3 separate regions of the Homo sapiens genome follow, and all the other regions are linked to region 3. A link is a contact called in ENCODE Hi-C or POLR2A ChIA-PET data. All regions are on one chromosome and are shown on one strand. The core of a region is the stretch at or near the end of the contact, and the rest is flanking DNA. Distances in the headings are between cores, read along the strand shown.

The links. A loop is a pair of places that touch in the nucleus more often than their neighbours do. ChIA-PET counts read pairs that join two places held with the same protein, here RNA polymerase II (POLR2A). Pooled maps may share reads with other maps.
Region 1: a pooled map shows a loop between it and region 3 (2.3-fold over the local background). The contact joins two enhancer-like sites. A Hi-C loop is called at or near these places in 2 of 50 pooled maps. POLR2A ChIA-PET finds 5 or more read pairs at or near these places in 4 of 52 experiments (GM12878, HEK293, OCI-LY7 and 1 more).
Region 2: a loop to region 3 is called in a map with no recorded cell type, with 4 times the contacts of the local background. The contact joins two enhancer-like sites. A Hi-C loop is called at or near these places in 3 of 37 single-sample maps with no recorded cell type and 4 of 50 pooled maps. POLR2A ChIA-PET finds 5 or more read pairs at or near these places in 1 of 52 experiments (BJ).

The regions. Positions count from the first base shown.
Region 1 is chr2:47,687,885-47,690,584 of GRCh38, forward strand. It overlaps a transcript of MSH2 not described here. Among named protein-coding and RNA genes, the nearest start is that of MSH6, 94 kb to the right of the region's middle. Within about 2 kb of position 1,332, at least 2 of the 41 ENCODE cell types and tissues checked have a DNase peak (open chromatin) inside an H3K27ac peak, as active enhancers do; they include GM12878 and OCI-LY7, where a contact is called at or near this core.
Region 2 is chr2:47,719,217-47,721,916 of GRCh38, forward strand. No RefSeq gene overlaps it. Among named protein-coding and RNA genes, the nearest start is that of MSH6, 63 kb to the right of the region's middle. RefSeq lists an enhancer at 2,264-2,700. Within about 2 kb of position 1,394, at least 2 of the 41 ENCODE cell types and tissues checked have a DNase peak (open chromatin) inside an H3K27ac peak, as active enhancers do.
Region 3 is chr2:47,485,934-47,488,633 of GRCh38, forward strand. It overlaps a transcript of MSH2 not described here. Among named protein-coding and RNA genes, the nearest start is that of MSH2-OT1, 40 kb to the right of the region's middle. Within about 2 kb of position 1,343, at least 3 of the 41 ENCODE cell types and tissues checked have a DNase peak (open chromatin) inside an H3K27ac peak, as active enhancers do; they include GM12878 and OCI-LY7, where a contact is called at or near this core.

The DNA.
Region 1 (2,700 bases), core at 82-2,581, 200 kb after region 3:
AATTACTAACCATAACATGGAATTAGACAGAGTAACCAGAGGTGGGGTAGTAAGAAATAAAAAGAATAAAAAAGAATATAGGAATAGCAGATATAATTGATGTGATAATGGCAGATTAATATTCTTAGGCCTCTGAGCCCAAGCCTGTGCTTATACATCCAGATGGCCTGAGGCAACTGGAGAATCACAAAAGAAGTGAAAATGGCCGGTTCCTGCCTTAACTGATGACATTACCTTATGAAATTCCTTCTCTTGGCTCAGAAGCTCCCCCACTGAGCACCTTGAGACCCCCTTTGACTATAATTTTCCACTACCTACCCAAATCCTATAAAACTGCCCCATCCCTAAGTCCCTTTGCTGACTCTCTTTTTGGACTCAGCCCACCTGCACCCAGGTGATTAAAAAGCTTTATTGCTCACACAAAGCCTGTTTGGTGGTCTCTTTACATGGATGTGCATGACAAATATAATATAAAAAGCCACCACCCCAGGGCTGAGATGTAGTACTTACCCTTGGGCTGAGATATAGGCCTTGCTGGAGAAGCATGGCTGTGACTCACTAAATATCAGAGACCTCACTGAGGTGCCATGCCAGTGGAACATGCTAGAAATCTGTCTTCTGGGGTGCTGGGGAGAAGGCTGTTCACAGGGAAGTAACTCAGTGCAGACAGTTCGCTACAAAACCATCAGAATTGGATACAGGGGAAAGCTACTGTACTAGGTGCTGCTGATTACACATTGCAAGAGACAGATACTGAGGAATCCAGCTGTGCTGCTGGAGTCTGGAGAAGCTTCAAGCACTGAAGGAGCTGTGCTGGAGAAGCCACCCTTGCTGCTGGCGTGAGGCACTGGGAAACCACATCCACCGCAGAAGCCTGGTGCTGGGGCAGGCCTCGCACACCGCAGGGGCCTGCAGAGCTGGCAATGGAACCAGGAAGCAAAACCCTTTTCCTCCTGCACTCATTCTTCCCTGGCCTCTACTGACAATTAAGTGCCAGATGGCAAAGGAACAAAATAAAGAAATACTTAAAAGGCCCAGATACGTTTTCACAGAGCAGGCAAAAAAGAATGGCTTTGGAGCTGACAGGCAAAATACCAATAACCAGCACAGACTTCCGGTTCCATTCCTCAGTACATCCACCAATTCCACCCTGCAGGCCAAGCTCATCCAACCCACCTTATTTTGTTGTTCATGTTCTGTTTTGTTTTGTTTTAGGCTTTTAGCAACCTGAAGCCATGGTTTTTAGTTTCTGTCTCTAGTGAAAAGCAGAAAAGAGAGATAAAGAAGGGGCTTTGTTAGCCCAGCCAGAAACAGAAACTAAGAACCCATGGCTGTGTTCTCTCTCGGACACCCCTGTTTAGGCCATTTCCTGCTACTGATTACCTGTTGAATGAAGAATGAATGGCCAGGTGTGGTGGCTCACTATAATCTCAGCACTTTGGGAGGCCAATGTGTGCAGAGGAAGCGGGGGCAGGAGTAGGGGAAATCACTTGAGGTCAGGAGTTTGAGACCAGCCTGGCCAACATGATAAAACCCTGTCTCTACTAAAAATACAAAAATTAGTCAGCCATGGTGGTGGGCGCCTGTAATCCCAGCTACTCAGGAAGCTGAGGCAGGAGAATCGCTTGAACCCAGGAGGCCGAGGTTGCAGTGAGCTGAGATCGCACCACTGCACTCCAGCCTGGGCAACAGAGCGAGACTCTGTCTCAAAAAATAAAAATAAAAAAAATAAATAAAGAATAAATGATGAAGAGTTAAGGGAAGAGCAGTGGTCTGGAAGGATCAGTTATTTGGACGCCTCCTCATCAGAAGTGAGTCATTTACATCTCAGAGACTGTCTAGGCTGAGCGACTTCCTTTGTTTTTGAGTGCCCACCTCTGCAGAGGAAATGCCTCTTTGGGAGCATTTCCCATGCTATAGGGGAGGGACTTCCAAACTGAATTACTCTCCTTTTCCTCAGCCAAAACGCATCTTCATGCCTCATATTTTTTCTTTTCAAAAATACATCCTACTTTTCTTACCAAATATGCACATAGAGGTGTTTTTGCTTATTTTTTTAAATAATGCTATTTTTCAATGTGGCACAGGACATGTTTGCTAACCAAATATCATTCATTCCTCTATAGTAAGTGAACAATAGATAAGTATATACTTATGTGAGGCAATTAATGCTTCAGTATATCTCCTTGTTTGGAAATAATCTATGAATGCAATGAATATCCATCATTTAACTTAGCAAAACTCTAAGGGTGAAAGATACCAAAGAGAGTTGTAGAATTATTATAATTCTCATCATTTTTTGAGACAGGGTCTTGCTCTGTCACCAAGGGTGGAGTGCAGTGGCACGATTACAGCTCACTGCAGTCTTGACCTTCCATGCTCAAGTGATCCTCCTATCACAGCCTCCTGAGTAGCTGGGACCACAGGTGCATGACACCACGCCCAGCTAACTAATTTGTTTGTAGACACAGGTTCCAACTGTGTTGCCCAGGCAGTCTCAAACTCCTGGGCTCAAGCAATCCTCCCACCTTGGCCTCCTAAAGTGCTGGAGTTACAAGCATGAGGTATGAGCCACCATGCTCAGCCTGGAGAATTATTTTTAAATAAACATATTACAAAACATAATGATTGGTGAAAAGATAAACAGATGTGAGATAGAAGCTTATAAATTAACTCAGCTGTTTTTAAACAATCTTGCTT
Region 2 (2,700 bases), core at 144-2,643, 230 kb after region 3:
CTTTAAGTCGATAACCTAAATATATATCTCACACCCTTTAGTCCACAGTTTCACTTTTAAGAATTTATTCTTATGAGTGTGTTTGCATATGTGTGCAACGACTTCGATACAAGAGTATTCATTTGAATACCATTTGTAATAGCAGTCCTAGGAGGGCTGACATCACTGAGAGGCTGGTTTAATAAATAATGGCACTTCTGTGCAATGGCATGCCATTGCATTCATCACAACAACAGGAAAATGATTTGGGTACTGATATGAACTTATTTTAAAAATGTATTACTTAGCCTGGGCACCATAGGGAGACTATGTCTCATTCATATATATTAGAGACTCCTGTAGTCCCAACAGCTTGATAGGCTGAGGTGAGAGGATCGCTTGAGCCCAGGAGGTTGAGGTTATAGTGAGCTATGATACCCACTGCATTCTAGCTTGGGCTTCAGAGTGATAACCTGTATCAAAAAAAAAAAAAAAAAAAAAGGAAAGAAAAAAGAAATGTATTGCTTACAGTGAAAATGAAAATAGGGCACAGAACAGGGGCAATGGTGTTTTATCTTTTCTATAAAAATAAAAAACACATATACACTTAGGAACTGGTGTCACTCCTGAGGCAGGATAGGGAGGAGGGACCTTTACAATTTTATGTGATTTTACCCTTAAAATTTGAGGAGAAAGTGAGAGAGAGAGGAAGAGAGACTTCACTTGTTAGTTTCTGGAGGGACAGGGAAAAGTACGACCTACAAAATGAAGCTCTAATGGTGGAATTTCAGGACTTGAACCCCCCGGCATCCCTCAGTAGTCACTATGCTGCTGACCTCTATCCAGCACCTCCCAGAGCTGATAGAAGATATGTCGCTGGCTCTAAACGACTGGACTTAAGAGGCCAGGCCTCTGGAAAGGGGGATGCATAAAGCATCTATGTACAAACACCTCACCAATCCATCACTGAGCTACTCAGCAACCTCACCAGAACATAGCTGAGAATCAAAACTTTTGGTTTTCTTGAGACAGGGTTTCACTCTATTGCTCAGGCTGGAGTGCAGTGGTGCAAGCACGACTCACTGCAGCCTTGACCTCCCAGGGTTAAGCAATCCTCCCACCCCACCCTCCCAGTAGCTGGCACCACAAGCATGTGCCACCAGACCCAGCTAATTTTTTTTCTTTTCTCTTTTTTGAGATGAGTTCTCACCATGTTGTCCAGGCTGGTCTTGAACTCCTGGCTTCAAGTGATCCTCCTGCCTCAGCCTCCCAGATTACTGGGATTACAGGTATGAGCCACTGCACTCTGCCCAGAACTTTTTTTTCTACTGACTCTGAAGTGTTACCATAGATGATACTGAAACTCATACATTTCCTTGCTCCTCAGTCAGAGCCCATGTTCCCCTTCTGGGGATCCACTTGGCCCTCCAGAATAAGTGTGAAGATTATTTTAAACCGAAGACACTAGAGATACAGCAGATGCAGAAAGAAGCCTTTTTGGAACTTCCTTTATTTCACTAAAAGGAAGAGCCTTCTGGGAGTAAAGTTGCCATAAATCTCCTCTCCAGAGGAGCTCACTCCCAGGAAGAACACCAACCACTCATGTAGACAAACATAAACATCAGCAACAAACTCCCATCTCTTCCATTTGTTTCTCTAAAAGTCCATTTGTCTTTCCTCAAATGTCCATGTGTCTTTCCCATAGAAGCCTTTCTCTCGCTCTCTTTTCCTTATTAGGTTGAGATCAATGAGCTTCTTTATCTGAACGTTCCTGCATGCATATAAATAAAACTTGTTTTCTTTTTCTTTTTTTTTTTTTTTTTTGAGACTGAGTCTCGCTCTGTCGCCCAGGCTGGAGTGTAGTGGCGCGATCTCAGCTCACTGCAACCTTTGAACCTACCGGGTTCAAGCAATTCTCTGCCTCAGCCTCCCTAGTAGCTGGGATTATAGGCGCCCGCCACCACGCCTGGCTAATTTTTTTGTATTTTTAGTAGAGGCGGGGTTTCATCATGTTGGCCAGCCTAGTCTTGAACTCCTGACCTCGTGATTCACCTACCTCGGCCTCCCAAAGTGCTGTGATTACAGGTGTGAGCCACCGTACCCAGCCAACTTGTTTTCTTTTTCTGTTTTGTTTTTGAGAGAGGCTTTTGCTCTGCTGCCCAGGCTGGAGTGCAGTGGCACAATCATGGCTCGCTGCAGCCTCAACCTCCTGGGCTTAAGCAATCCTTCTACCGCAGCATCCTGCATAGCTGACACTACAGACGCATGCCACCATGCCTGGCTAATTATGGGATCTCACTTTGTTGCCCAGGCTGGTCTTGAACCCCTGGGCTGAAGCGATCCTCCCACCTTAGCCTCCCAAAATGCCAGGATTAAAGGCGTGAGCCACCTCGCCCGGCCAAACTTGTTTTATTTTTGCCTGTTTATCTGTCTATTGTCAGTTAATTTGCGGGCCCCTGATCATTGGACCTAAGTCCTCAGTAGAGAAAAAGATTTTTATCCCATAAACCTTCCATACGGAGTTTTTAACTAAGCCTGGTTAACAAATTTTCTTTTTCTTTCTTTTTTTTTTTTTAATTGATCATTCTTGGGCGTTTCTCGCAGAGGGGGATTTGGCAGGGTCACAGGACAATAGTGGAGGGAAGGTCAGCAGATAAACAAGTGAACAAAGGTCTCTGGTTTTCCTAGGCAGAGGACCCTGCGGCCTTCCGCAGTGTTTGT
Region 3 (2,700 bases), core at 93-2,592:
ATCGTTAATTTAGAGTGGGTTACATCAGTTTTTCTTTTCTGGCTGCCAAAGGCTTAGGAAAAAGGCAAACTGACAGAGGAAGATTTTAAATGTAGAAATATTTATTGGTTTACAAATCCTTTTAATCACTTATACATGAAAAGCTTTCATATAATTCAAAAAGCAAATTTTAAATTCCAATGAAATAGTTCATCCCGTGGTTGTGAAAGAGTGTTTTTAGATTGCTGCACAGAAGCATGTTTAACGTGGAAATCAGCTCATGGTTTTAGTTGTTAGGGCTACAAGAAATTGGGGGAGACTTCATTCCAAGAAAACATGTAGTCTGTCAGGCTGTTTTCATTCCTCTAAAAGAGACAGTTTTCTAAGATGTTTTTGAAAATGAGAAAATACGTAATAGATCTGCTTAAGAAGTTTCAAACTTAATCTGTGCTTATTACATGAATATGCTAATGTAAAACCAGGCCTTCAGTTAGTGTTTCCTTCCTTTTAGAATGGTGTATGTAAAGCAAAATATAAACTAATTTCTGACCTGTCAAAGGTTTTTTCTTAAAATTTAAATTTATAATGTGGTTTGGTTTTTCTTTCCCACTCAAACATGAATTTGGGTAATACCAGAATAAAGCTGGATATATAAATTTTATCCAAAATTTAGAACTCTGTTGTTAAGAAATCTGTTGACCACATAACCATGTTTCTGAGAAAATACATGATTTTTTGCATCTTTAAAAAAAATTAGCACTAAGAAGCTAAGATGAAGTTGTTTTTGTAATTTGATTTTTTTTTCCTTAAAATACTGTTTTGGAGTTAAAAGTTGTAGCAAAACTGGTATAAGAAAGATGTTTTAAGATATATTTAAGTCTTGTCTCATACTCTATTGACTAAGCTAGCCCGGTGACTAGGGTAGATGTATTTAAAGAATAACTTTTCCCCCTTAAAATCTCAATATTCCACATCCTGTTAGACTTCTTGAGTATTAAATACATCTTCTATCCTTGGTCTTTCTGCATTTAGCTTTTTTGGGAAGTATGTTTTTACCCAAGCATATGGTATGAGCTGCTGATTCAGTATTGAGTGGCTCTTTAAGCTTGTTAGTTACATTCTGCTGATTAAAATGGTGTACAGAATAGTCAGGAAAAACCAGTCCCTGGTCTGAAATAAACAATGTTAATTAGCTTATGGGGAAGAACAAATGAGTAAGGAGAATTTTCATATACAAAGGAAATCTCTGATTGTCTTTCTGGACTCAGTGTGTTTGGGTTAAGGAGATAGGGTGCGGCTGGAGAAAATGATGAAAATGTTCAGAATGTTACATGTATTTTTACACTGAAACTGGAAGTGGAAGCCCAGTGTGATAGTTTTCTGCCCGATGTTGGCCTGTCTTCACACCCACACCACTTATCTTGATTGATAGAGCTACTACTTCCTCTTATACTGCTTCAGAAGTTAACCTCTGTGGTGCAGTGCTAGGATATCACAGAGGAAATAATCCCTTGTAGACAGTGTCTTGTTGCTGGGAGTTATCAGTGCCTCCTGTTCTCTCTAAGGAGGGCAATGGGAAGCCCTTTCCTTGCATTTGCTACAGCCGTTTCCTTGACCTCCCTGGAAGAACAGTATTTCATGGTGTCAGACAACATTCAGAACATGCTCAAATTAAATGTATGTCAGTATGCATTTGCTTTGGTGTGTGGTTTGTCCAAACCAAAGTGCCCATACATGTCTCTGGTCCAGCCATGTGGGAAATTCAGCAGTGGGGTGAACCATATGGAAATGGCAGGTGTTGGGCAGCCTTGACTGGACTGCCCTGGTCTTACTTCTGGATTTGGTGAGTAGAAGATCACACTGTTGCTTGCTGCCCTGGGTTCACCTCAAAGAGGGAAAGAAGAATTAGCAACTTAAATGGTTAAATTTAGAAACAAGAAAAAGTTCTGTCAGTGGGCAGTTTCTTACGTCTAACAAAAAAAACAACAGCAGTGAATTCTTTTGTGTTCAGAATTAACCAGTAAACACAACCTTAGCAATTAACCTATCACTATCACGATTGTTTATTTCCTGGAATTTTGTTGACAGAATTAGTCCAATAAATGTTATGAATAATAATTTTATGAATAGAGATAGGTTAATGCCAAATTAAGTATAATTGAATCTGAGACATTAATGCAACTGTTTTAAATTCAACCACTGACCTGCAATTTTTATATGCCTTGTCCATCCAGCAAGATACATTTTGTCCATTTTTTTCATGTTTAAAATTTAATATTTATTGTCAATTCCAGTGTGTTTCATTGCTAAACATCAGGCTCAGCCAAAGCAATCACGAAAATGACTCCACGTTGAATCTTTAACATCACAATGTGGATTAACAATTTGGCAACATTTGGCTGGGCGCGGTAGCTCACCTATAATCCCAGCACTTTGGGAGGCCGAGGCAGGTGGATCACGAGGTCAGGAGATCGAGACCATCCTGGCTAACACGGTGAAAACCCGTCTCTACTAAAAATACAAAAAGCCATGCATGGTGGCGGGTGCCTGTAGTCCCAGCTACTTGGGTGGCTGAGGCAGGAGAATGGCATGAACCTGGGAGGTGGAGCTTGCAGTGAGCTGAGATCGCGCCACTCCAGCCTGGGCAACAACAACAACAACAAAATTGGCAACATTAAATACTTTGTCAGTATCTGAAAAGTGCAAAGTACTGTGCTTGGC